2 separate regions of the Homo sapiens genome follow, and region 1 is linked to region 2. A link is a contact called in ENCODE Hi-C or POLR2A ChIA-PET data. All regions are on one chromosome and are shown on one strand. The core of a region is the stretch at or near the end of the contact, and the rest is flanking DNA. Distances in the headings are between cores, read along the strand shown.

The links. Hi-C counts contacts between places; a loop is a spot of excess contacts on that map. ChIA-PET counts read pairs that join two places held with the same protein, here RNA polymerase II (POLR2A). Pooled maps may share reads with other maps.
Region 1: a map of GM12878 shows a loop between it and region 2 (3-fold over the local background). The contact joins the enhancer-like site here to the promoter of SLC60A2 in region 2. A Hi-C loop is called at or near these places in 3 of 168 maps with a recorded cell type or tissue (Caco-2, GM12878 and psoas muscle), 17 of 37 single-sample maps with no recorded cell type and 14 of 50 pooled maps. POLR2A ChIA-PET finds 5 or more read pairs at or near these places in 9 of 52 experiments (Caco-2, GM12878, HEK293T and 5 more).

The regions. Positions count from the first base shown.
Region 1 is chr6:111,300,366-111,305,530 of GRCh38, reverse strand. The region is part of intron 31 of REV3L (REV3 like, DNA directed polymerase zeta catalytic subunit); the gene reads left to right. Among named protein-coding and RNA genes, the nearest start is that of SLC60A2, 44 kb to the right of the region's middle. Within about 2 kb of position 3,460, at least 2 of the 41 ENCODE cell types and tissues checked have a DNase peak (open chromatin) inside an H3K27ac peak, as active enhancers do; they include GM12878 and OCI-LY7, where a contact is called at or near this core.
Region 2 is chr6:111,255,946-111,260,739 of GRCh38, reverse strand. SLC60A2 (solute carrier family 60 member 2) reads right to left here and starts at 1,401. Exons shown (of 4, transcript NM_153369.4): 1 at 1,013-1,401. The coding sequence starts at 1,039. It overlaps SLC60A2-DT (SLC60A2 divergent transcript), which reads left to right and starts at 1,528. Exons shown (of 3, transcript XR_001743807.2): 1 at 1,528-1,616. LOC124901378 (a long non-coding RNA gene) reads right to left here and starts at 4,638. Exons shown (of 2, transcript XR_007059708.1): 1 at 4,600-4,638; 2 at 3,030-3,902. RefSeq lists enhancers at 1,292-1,371, 1,692-1,751, 4,295-4,794.

The DNA of each region.
Region 1 (5,165 bases), core at 2,211-4,710, 43 kb before region 2:
ATTGCAGCCTCAACCTCCTGGGCTCAAGTGATCCTCTCAGCTCAGCCTCCCATGTAGCTGGGACTACAGGCATATCCCACCATGTTTTACTAATTATTTTTTTTTAGACATCGGGTCTCACTATGTTGCCCAGGCTGGTCTCAAACTGTTGGACTCAAGCAATCCTCCCACTTCAGCTGCCTAAGGGCTGGGATTACAGGCATGAACCATGATGCCCGGCCATCTTATTTCTTATAAAAATACAGTTTAAAAGAAAGTGATGCCACAGCCATAAAAAAAGAATAAAATCGGCCGGGCGTGGTGGCTCATGCCTACAAATCCCAGCACTTTCGGAGGCCGAGGCGGGCGGATCACGTGAGGTCGGGAGTTCGAGACCAGCCTGACCAATATGGAGAAATTCCATCTCTACTAAAAATACAAAATTAGCCAGGCGTGGTGGCACATGCCTGTAATCCCAGCTACTCAGGAGGCTGAGGCAGGAGAATCGCTTGAACCTGGGAGGCAGAGGTTGCAGTGAGCTGAGATTGCAGCATTGCACTCCAGCCTGGGGAACAAGAGCGAAACTCTGTCTCAAAAAAAAAAAAAAAAGAACAAAGAACAAAATCATGTCCTTTGTAACAACATGGATGCAGCTGGGGCTATTATCCTAAGCAAATTAACGCAGAAACAGAAAACCAAATACTGCATGTTCTCACATATAATGAACATTGGGTACTCATGGACATAAAGATGGGAATGATGAACACTAGGGATTCCAAAAGGGGGGTGAGGAGAGGAAAAGTTGAAAAACCACCTGTCAGATACTACATTTACTGCATGGGCAACAGGATCATTAGAAGCTCAAACCTCAACATCATACAGTATACCCATGTAACAAACCTACATGTATACCCTTGGATCGAAAAAAAAAAAAAAAAGAAAAAGCGATGCTATTTATAAATAATGATGGTTTGTCATCTTTCAAGAGCTATTTTAATTTGAGGTGTTTTTCAAGAACGTTCAAATGAATGTCTCCCATACACTAATTTGTAGAAATTTTTAATGAAGCAGAAATTACTAGAGATGTAATGAGAATTAGAAACACATCCAAACAGGAGATTTTACATCATTCTCAATCCAAGACCAATCAAGTGATCAGAAATAAGTGAAATTATGGAAATTGTAAACATTATAAGTCAGACCTTGTGATTATATATCAAACTCTGTAACCCAGTACCAAAAAATGTACTTCTTAAGTGTTTCTAGAATGTTTTAAATGTCTCCCATGCACTAATTTGTAGAAATTTTTAATGAAGCAGAAATTACTAGAGATGTAATGAGAATTAGAAACACATCCAAACAGGAGATTTTACATCATTCTCAATCCAAGACCAATCAAGTGATCAGAAATAAGTGAAATTATGGAAATTGTAAACATTATAAGTCAGACCTTGTGATTATATATCAAACTCTGTAACCCAGTACCAAAAAATATACTTCTTAAGTGTTTCTAGAATGTTTTAAAAATATCTGGCCAGGTGTGGTGACTCATGCCTGTAATCCCAACACTTTGGGAGGCCAAGGCAGGTAGATCACCTGGGGTCAGGAGTTTGAAACGTTTGGCCAACATGGAGAAACCCCAGCTCTACTAAAAAATACAAAAATTAGCCAGGCATGGTGGCATGAGCCTTGTACTCCCAACTACTCAGGAGGCTGAGGCAGGAAAATCACTTGAACCCAGGAGGCAGAGGCTGCAGTGAGCCGAGATCACACCACTGAACTCCAGCCTGGGTGACAGAGCAAGACTCCATCTTAAAAAAAAAAAAAAAAAAAAAAAAAAAAAAAAAAAAGTCATAGTCTGTTAAAAAAAAAAAAAAAAAGCCTCGGCTGGGGATCATGGCTCACGCCTATAATCCCAGCACTTTGGGAGGCTGAGGCAGGAGGATCACTTGAGGGCAGGAGTTTGAGACCAGCCTGGCCAACATGGCAAAACCCCATCTCTACTAAAAATACAAAAATTAGCAGGGTATGGTGGCAGGCACCTATAATCCCAGCTACTTGGGAGGCTGAGGTAGGACAATCGCTTGAGCCAGGGAGGCAGAGGTTACAGTGAGCTGAGATTGTGCCACTGCACTCCAGCCTGGGCAACAGAGTGAGACTCCATTTCAAAAATAATAAATTAAAAATAAAATAATAAAAATTAAAATTTAAAATTAGCCAGGCATGGTGGCGGGCACCCGCAATCCCAGCTACTAAGGAGGCTGAGGCAGGAGAATCACTTGAACCTAGGAGGCAGAGGTTGCAGTGAACTGAGATCATGCCACTGCACTCCAGCCTGGGCAACAGAATGAGACGCTCTCTCTCATCTCAAAAAAAAAAAAAAAAAGAAAGAAAAGAAAGCCTCAGTACATTTCAAAAAGTAGAAATATTACAAATGAATGTAATACAATGCTATAAAATGGTAATTAATTACAAACTAAAAAAAAAAGTGATCCTTCCACTTGTAAATTCTGTTAAACAAAATGAAAACACTGCAAATCAGATTCTAGATGGCAGACCTCAGAGAAAAATTCATCACCTTAACACTGTTAATCATAAACATGAAAGAATGAAAGCAAATGAAGCAAGCATCTGACTGAAAAATTTTTTTTGAGACGGAGTCTCACTGTTGCCCAGGCTGGAGTGTAGTTGGTGCAATCTTGGCTCACTGCAACCTCTGCCTTCCAGGTTCAAGCAATTCTCCTGCCTCAGCCTCCCGAGTAGCTGGGATTACAGGCATGCACCACCACGCCCAGCTAATTTTCGTATTTTTAGTGGAGACAGTTTCACCATGTTGGCCAGGTGGTCTCAAACTCCTGACCTCAGGTGATCCACCTGCCTCTGCCTCCCAGAGTACTAGGATTACAGGCATGAGCCACTGTGCCCAGCCTTGACTAAATTTTTTTTGAACAAGAAAGCCAAAGGATAGTAAAAAGAATAAAGATTAAAGCAGATATTTTTTAAGTGCCTGCCTCCCTATGTGCTACAAAGTAGATGTCCGGGTTGGGGCACTAAAGTTTTAAATGTAAGCCTGAATCAAGCTATAATGCTCAGGGTTTAAACCAGTAAAGGATCTTGAAACTAAACACTGAGTTAAATTTAGTGAGTCAAGTAATTCCATCCTGGCTTATTTATCAGACAAGCACAGAAAGAGCTTAAATATTTATCAGTTTGTCCTGGCACCTGAATGTAACTGCAATTCATAGAGCTGTAATACAGAAATTCTATATTTGGGAATAGATTTGAGTCTCTTGGCAGAGATCTAATTAGCAAAGGCTTCATCATAGAACAGCATACTCAGTCTTCATGGAGCATACTGAAGCACATGTTTGTAAGCAGTCTGCTTGTGACAATATCATAATATTGGATACAGTAACCAGTCTACTTAGAAAAAGTGTGCCCTTCGGTTAACTGGAAGATAACTGGGGCAAAGAACAAAACTTCACTGGCCTGTGAGCCATCTCTGAAACTGAAACCCTTTGATAAATATAGATCAAAGAATTCACTAGAGCGTATTTGATTTCTCTTAAAAGACAATCCAGAGTAGTTGTTGCCATTTGGTATGGCTTTTTTAAAATCACTTGTCTACACTATTCAGGTGAAAGTCGGCCTGCATTTTCTTAACCTTTGGAGTCTTCATTGGCATCCTTTTTAATTTTTTTATGTTCTTCATGTTTTATAACCTTTTTTTTAACTATATATGCAACTTGAGACTTTAAAGTATTTTTAAAAATTGATCATTGTGTAAAACATTATAGTGCTTCTCTTTTTAAAAATTGCCTTATGATTTATTATTTTCCTTAAGATCAGATCTTATTATACATCCAAATCATCTGGGAAGCCTTAAGAAGTACAGATTCTTAGGCTTTCATGCCTGGAGATTCTGACTCATTATGGGTCTGGGATGGGGCACTTGTTTATTTTTAAGCTCATTGTTAGCCAGGGTTAAGAACCACTGGTCTGCACCACTACTTTCAAATTCACATTATTTGATTTTTTTTTTTTTTGAAATTTTACAGCTGGGTCTCTGGGGGTGACATCACATGTTGGCAGGTTCCTTGATGCCCCTTGAGCCACAAAACCAGCAAGTTTTTATTAGGGGTTTCAAAAGGGGAGGGGTGTACGAATAGGGAGTGGGTCACATGCTTCAAAGGCAGTAAAATATCACAACAGCAAAGAGGCAGAGTGAGATCACAAGGCCAGGGTGAAACTAGAATTACTGATGAAGGTCCATGTCGTGCTGGGCACACATTGTCATTGATAAACATCTTAACAGGAAACAGGGTTCGTGATCAGACAACCAGTCTGACTAGAATTCGCCAGGCTGGAATTTCCTAATCCTAGCAAGCCTGGGGGTGCTGCAGGAGGCCAGGGCATATTTCATCCCGTGTCTACAACTGCATAAGACAGACACTCCCAGAGTGGCCATTTTAGAGACCTACCCCTGAGAATGCATTCGTTTTCCCGGGGTTATTCCTTGCTGAGAAAAGAATTCAGCGATATTTCTCCTATTCGCTTTCTGAAAGAAGAGAAATATGACTCTGTTCTGCCAGGCCCTGCAGGCAGTCAGATTTTATGGTTATCTCCCTTATTCCCTGCAAATCGCTGTTATCCTGTTCTTTTCAAGGTGCTCAGATTTCATATTGTTCAAACACACATGCTTTACAAACAATTTGTGCAGATAACGCAATCACCACAGGGTCCTGAGGCGATATACATCCTCAGCTTACGGAGATGACGGAATTAAAAGATTAAAGACAGGCATAGGAAATTATAAGAGTATTGATTGGGGAAGTGATAAATGTTCATGAAATCTTCACAATTCATGTTCAGAGATTGCAGTAAAGACAGGCATAAGAAATTATGAAAGTATTAATTTGGGGAACTAACAAATGTCCATGAAATCTTCACAATTTATGTTTTTCTGCTGTGGCTTCAGCAGGTTGCTTTTCTCTTCTGGAATACGAAAAAGAGTAACTTTTTTATGATTGGCATATGAGAATATAGTCTAAGTACTTTGAAAACGTGTTTATAGTTCATGTAAGAGACATTCTTTGGTAATTGGGTAGCTTATGTAGATTTTAATAGGATTCCATTGTAAATGAAAGTTAATCTTAGGAATTAAATGAATCCTTAGGGAAATTTGT
Region 2 (4,794 bases), core at 152-2,651:
CCCCCAATCAAAATACTCTAAGAAACAACTGTGGCTCAGAGTCCCTGAGATGGTAAGTGACCACACATGACTCTTGGGAGGACTCATCCTCTCAACTCCCCCAGGATCATAATTATCAAGTGATAAGGAGGAGGTTTCCGAAAAGTGAATTGAGTGGCGACCCAGGGGTTTGGCAAAAGGCGCCTCTAGGCTTGCCCTTTGCTCCAAGAAAAACATTTAAGAATCTAAAGGTTGGTTTTATTAATAAATAGGATGGTGGGCAGAGTAAAAGACATATTTCTGGCTCTATCACTTAACCAGCTGTGTGATCCAGAAAGTCACTTTCCCCTCCGGGCCTATTTCCTTATCTGCAAAATTAAGCGGTTGGCTGAATTTGGTCAGATCACCAGGAAGAAATTCCAGAAAAGTAGTTTTTCTGTGTAATAATTTGGGGGTTGAGTGGGTGGGTGCGGAGAGCAGCGGCCAAAGACCTGGTGAACCCCTCTTGCAACCTTCCCATCCGACGAAGGAGACGTAGGAAGGCTTGCCGGGCCGGGCGCCGTGGCTCACGCCGGTAATCCCAATACTTTGGGAGGCCGAGGTGGGCGGATCACCTGAGGTCAGGAGTTTGAAACCAGCCTGGCCAACATGGCGAAGCCCCGTCTCTACTAAAAATACAAAAATTAGCCGGGCTTAGTGGCAGGCGCCTGTAATCCCAGCTACTCGGGAGGCTGACGCAGGAGAATCGCTTGAACCCTGGGGGCAGAGGTTGCAGTGAGCCGAGATCGCACCACTGCACTCCAGCCTGGGCAACAGAGCGAGACTCCGTCAAAAAAAAAAAAAAAAAAAGCTTGCTGGAGCTGAAAGACGTATTCAGAAAATCTATTTCCTCCAAGATTAGAATTGTGCCCATTTTCTAGATGATGAAACTGAGGCCCAGTCAGATTAGGTAACGCGCCCAAGGTCAGTTTGCAAGTGGCGAAGGCAAGACTCGAACGCCCCGGCCTGGGAGTGTTGCAGCCCCGGCTCTCACCAGCCCCAGGAAGGAGGCACACAGCATCAAGGTGGTGAACCACCGCAGCTTGCTCCCGGTCCCACCGCTCTGCCAGGAGACCACCACCACCTCCGGCTCCGGCTCATTCTCCGCCGGGGCCTCCGCCTGCAGGAGCCGCTGCCCCGCAGCCGGGGGCCCGGCCCCACGGAGCTCCACCTCTAACTCCAGCTCGGCGGCTCCGGAGAAGTCGTCTTGCTGCCGCCGCGCTTCTCAGCAGAACTTCTGGAGCTCCGAGAAGAGCACTGGCCCCGACCCCAGGCACGGGTGTCCCTCCGGGCGCCACCTCCCAGCGGACCGCCCGGAACCGGGGCAGAGAAGAGGAACTTCGGCACGCCGCAGGTGTTCGTGGCAAAAGACGCTCGCTCTCCAGCAAGCAGGCGCATGCGCGGGTCACGTGGCGGAAATGTGGCCTCTCGCCAACCGCTATCGTGCCTCAAGCCGGAAGTTGATATGGTTGCCTAGGAGACCGGACGTAGCTCTCTAGCCTAGGCATCATACTTAGCTGAGCTCACAGAGGCTGGCGGACGTGCGCCCCATGGCGGAGCGAGCTGAAGTTGCAGCCTGGGACCAGGGAAATCAAGAGGTAAAAATGCGGCCAAACCATTATGAGGAAAAGGGGCCAAGAATTACACTGTAGCGCCTCGCGCCGGCTCCCCGGTCTCCTGGGGAGCGAAGGGAGCCTGAAGAGCTGGTCCTTATACAGCTTTCTGAAATCCCTGAGATCTGTCAATGAATCGCGCATCTTTCACTCCACAAGTATTTGTTGAACGTCATTGTGTAAGTTATCACGTATATTATCTCAACCCTCACAACACTCCAAATTCCACGTTATCCCCGTTGTACAGATAGAAAGATTAAGTCATAGAAAATAATTAACAATCTGCCCAAGCTCAGTCATCGAATTAGTGGCCGTATATAAACAGTGTAACAGTAGCTCAAGAAAGAAATCGGGATCCAAAGCTGTGGTTTCAAACACAATTCCTGAAATAATTCCAATTCCTGAAATAATTCCATCGTTGTAAAGAAGTGGAGCGTGGCATCGATTTGAGGAATTTTTTTTATATACTTTAAGTTTTAGGGTACATGTGCACAACGTGCAGGTTAGTTACATATGTATACATGTGCCATGTTGGTGTGCTGCACCCATTAACTCGTCATTTAACATTAGGTATATCTCCTAATGCTATCCCTCCCCCCTGATTTGAGGAATTGTTTTCCTTTTGCTCTTTAACAAAGCGTACCACAGCCTCAAAATGTTATATACTTTTCTTTGTGGTCTATTTGAAATGTTCTTTTCCACCTGATTCTTCCAACTTTCATCCACTTAGGCTCCCAGACTACAAACCTTAGTCTCATCATCCCTTGCAACCCGTCTCTCCAGACTTATTCGTTTAGTCATTAAGTCTTCCCCCCACCCGCACCCCCACTTTTTTTTTTGTTTGTTTGTTTTCTTTTTTGAGACAGAGCCTATGTCGCCCGGGCTGGAGTGTTGTGGCGCTTTTTGGTAGAGACGAGTTTTCACCATGTCGGCCAGGCTGGTCTCGAACTCCTGACCTCAAGTGATTCGCCTGCCTTTGGCCTTCCAAAGTGCTGAGATTACAGGTATGAGCCACCATGCCCCGCCAAGCATTTCTTTTTTATTTATTTATTTATTTATTTATTTATTTATTTATTTATTTATTTGAGACGGAATCTCGCTCTGTCGCCCAGGCTGGAGTGCAATGGTGCGATCTCGGCTCACTGCAACCTCTGCCTCCTAGGTTCAAGCGATTCTCCTGCGTCAGCCTCCTGAGTAGCCGGGATTACAGGCGCGTGCCACCACGCACGGCTAATTTTTTTATTTAGTAGAGACGGGGTTTCACCATGTTGGTCAGGCTGGTCTCGAACTCCTGACCTCATGATCCGACCGCCTCGGCCTCCCAAAGTGCTGGGATTACAGGCGTGGGCCACCGCGCCCGGCCCGCCAAGCATTTATTTTAGAGCAGGTCAGCTGGCATTCCTTCATATGAGAATGTCTTTATTTCACTTTGATTCCTGAAAATATTTTCACTGAAAATAGAGTTCTGGGCTAACCGTTATTTCCTTTCAGCACAGAAAGATGAGATTTCTATTCGAGTTTTAGCTACCCATGCCACCCAACAGTTCCCAGCTGGGGTCTCTCCTCAGGACAAACCACAAGAAAAGAAGAAAAAAGCCAGGAAATTCATCCCCTTGCAGGTTTCTAAGTTTTGACTCCCTACCTCAATTCTTTATTTACTTTTCAGAGGCGGCAGGTAGTTGCCATTTGTATTTTGTCATGAGTCTTTCAGTCGTAATCAGTGAGAGAGGGGCTGAAGTAGACTAATGACGCCAAACCAGGACTTTTCTACCTATCTTTGGAGAATCCATGTTAAAACAAACAAACAAACAAACAAACAAACAAAACCTACTTTGGTAGGTAGTCTTTTCTCACCTGCCTTTCAGCCTTGAGGCTGGTTTAGTTTCACAACTATATAGTTGTGCTGCTCCTAAATCTTGTCACAGGTTTTACCTCGTGTTACAGTTCTTTTAGCACTTATCTTCAGTTCCTTAGTAGATTATAAACTCAATGAGATTGAAACTATGGATGTTATATGTCTCTCCCCTAACATTGTATTACATACTTAGTAGCTATTACCTAACTGAATTGATTAATTACCTAACTGAATTGAGGTTCAGTAAAGCCATTTTTAAATTAAATATTTTAATTCACCCTGATTAAATGTAAAAAAAAAAAAAAGAAAAAGCCTTCTCTAAATGGAAAGATCTACTTTCTGATTCTTCATTCCCCACTTCACTCTTGAAAGCAGCAGTATATTTTTTCCAGTTGCCTCCAGAGGTCACCCACCACCTTTGAGAAAAAAAAAAAAAAAAAAAAAAGCATAAACTACAGCATTGCTTCATGCAGATTTCTCTTAGATCAATAGTGAGGATCAAGTTTTTTCTTGAGAGGCAATTTCAGAGAAATAAAGTGTCTATGAGCCACATTTTCTACTGAAAATAAATATAGCTTTATTGATTCTCTTAAAAAATAAGTATTTTACAATGTATATGGCTTAATTTATCTAAAAGGAAAATATCTGGATTTTAGTCACTAATCTGGTACTATCTGGGTGTATTTGTGAAATAGTAACAAGAAGGCAGGTTTTAATCTTTCAACTTAACTTTTTACTTTGGGTGAGAGAGAGAAATTAGACAGATCATGTTTGGAGACTGCATATCACTGTGAGGACCTATTTAATTTTTATTTGCCAGAAGGACCATCCTTTTTACTTATCATGTGATGTCCAATTTGTGCTTACAGTGCATCATGAAGAACTAAGTGTCACCATAACTGTTTCTTTCTGTATACTAAACTATCATTCTTTAACTTCACTGCTAAAAACCCAGTCTATTAAAACTATCTCTCACGAAGATTTAATTTCAGTTAGACAACTTTTATGGTTTATGCTATGTACTTTGAAAAGTTAGAAATAATGTTGAAATGATCTGACATTGGTGATGTTTGATAGAATAAATTATTTATCTTATTAAAAATTAAAACTTACTGATTTTTAAGTTTCCTTTTTTAAAAGGTATAAACTTAAAATTTTCTTCTTTCTTTCTTTATTCTTTCTTCCTTTCTTCTTTCTCTGTGGGGAAAAGCAAGAGAGATCAGATTGTTACTGTGTCTGTGTAGAAAGAAGTAGACATAGGAGACTCCATTTTGTTCTGTACTAAGAAAAATTCTTCTGCCTTGAGAT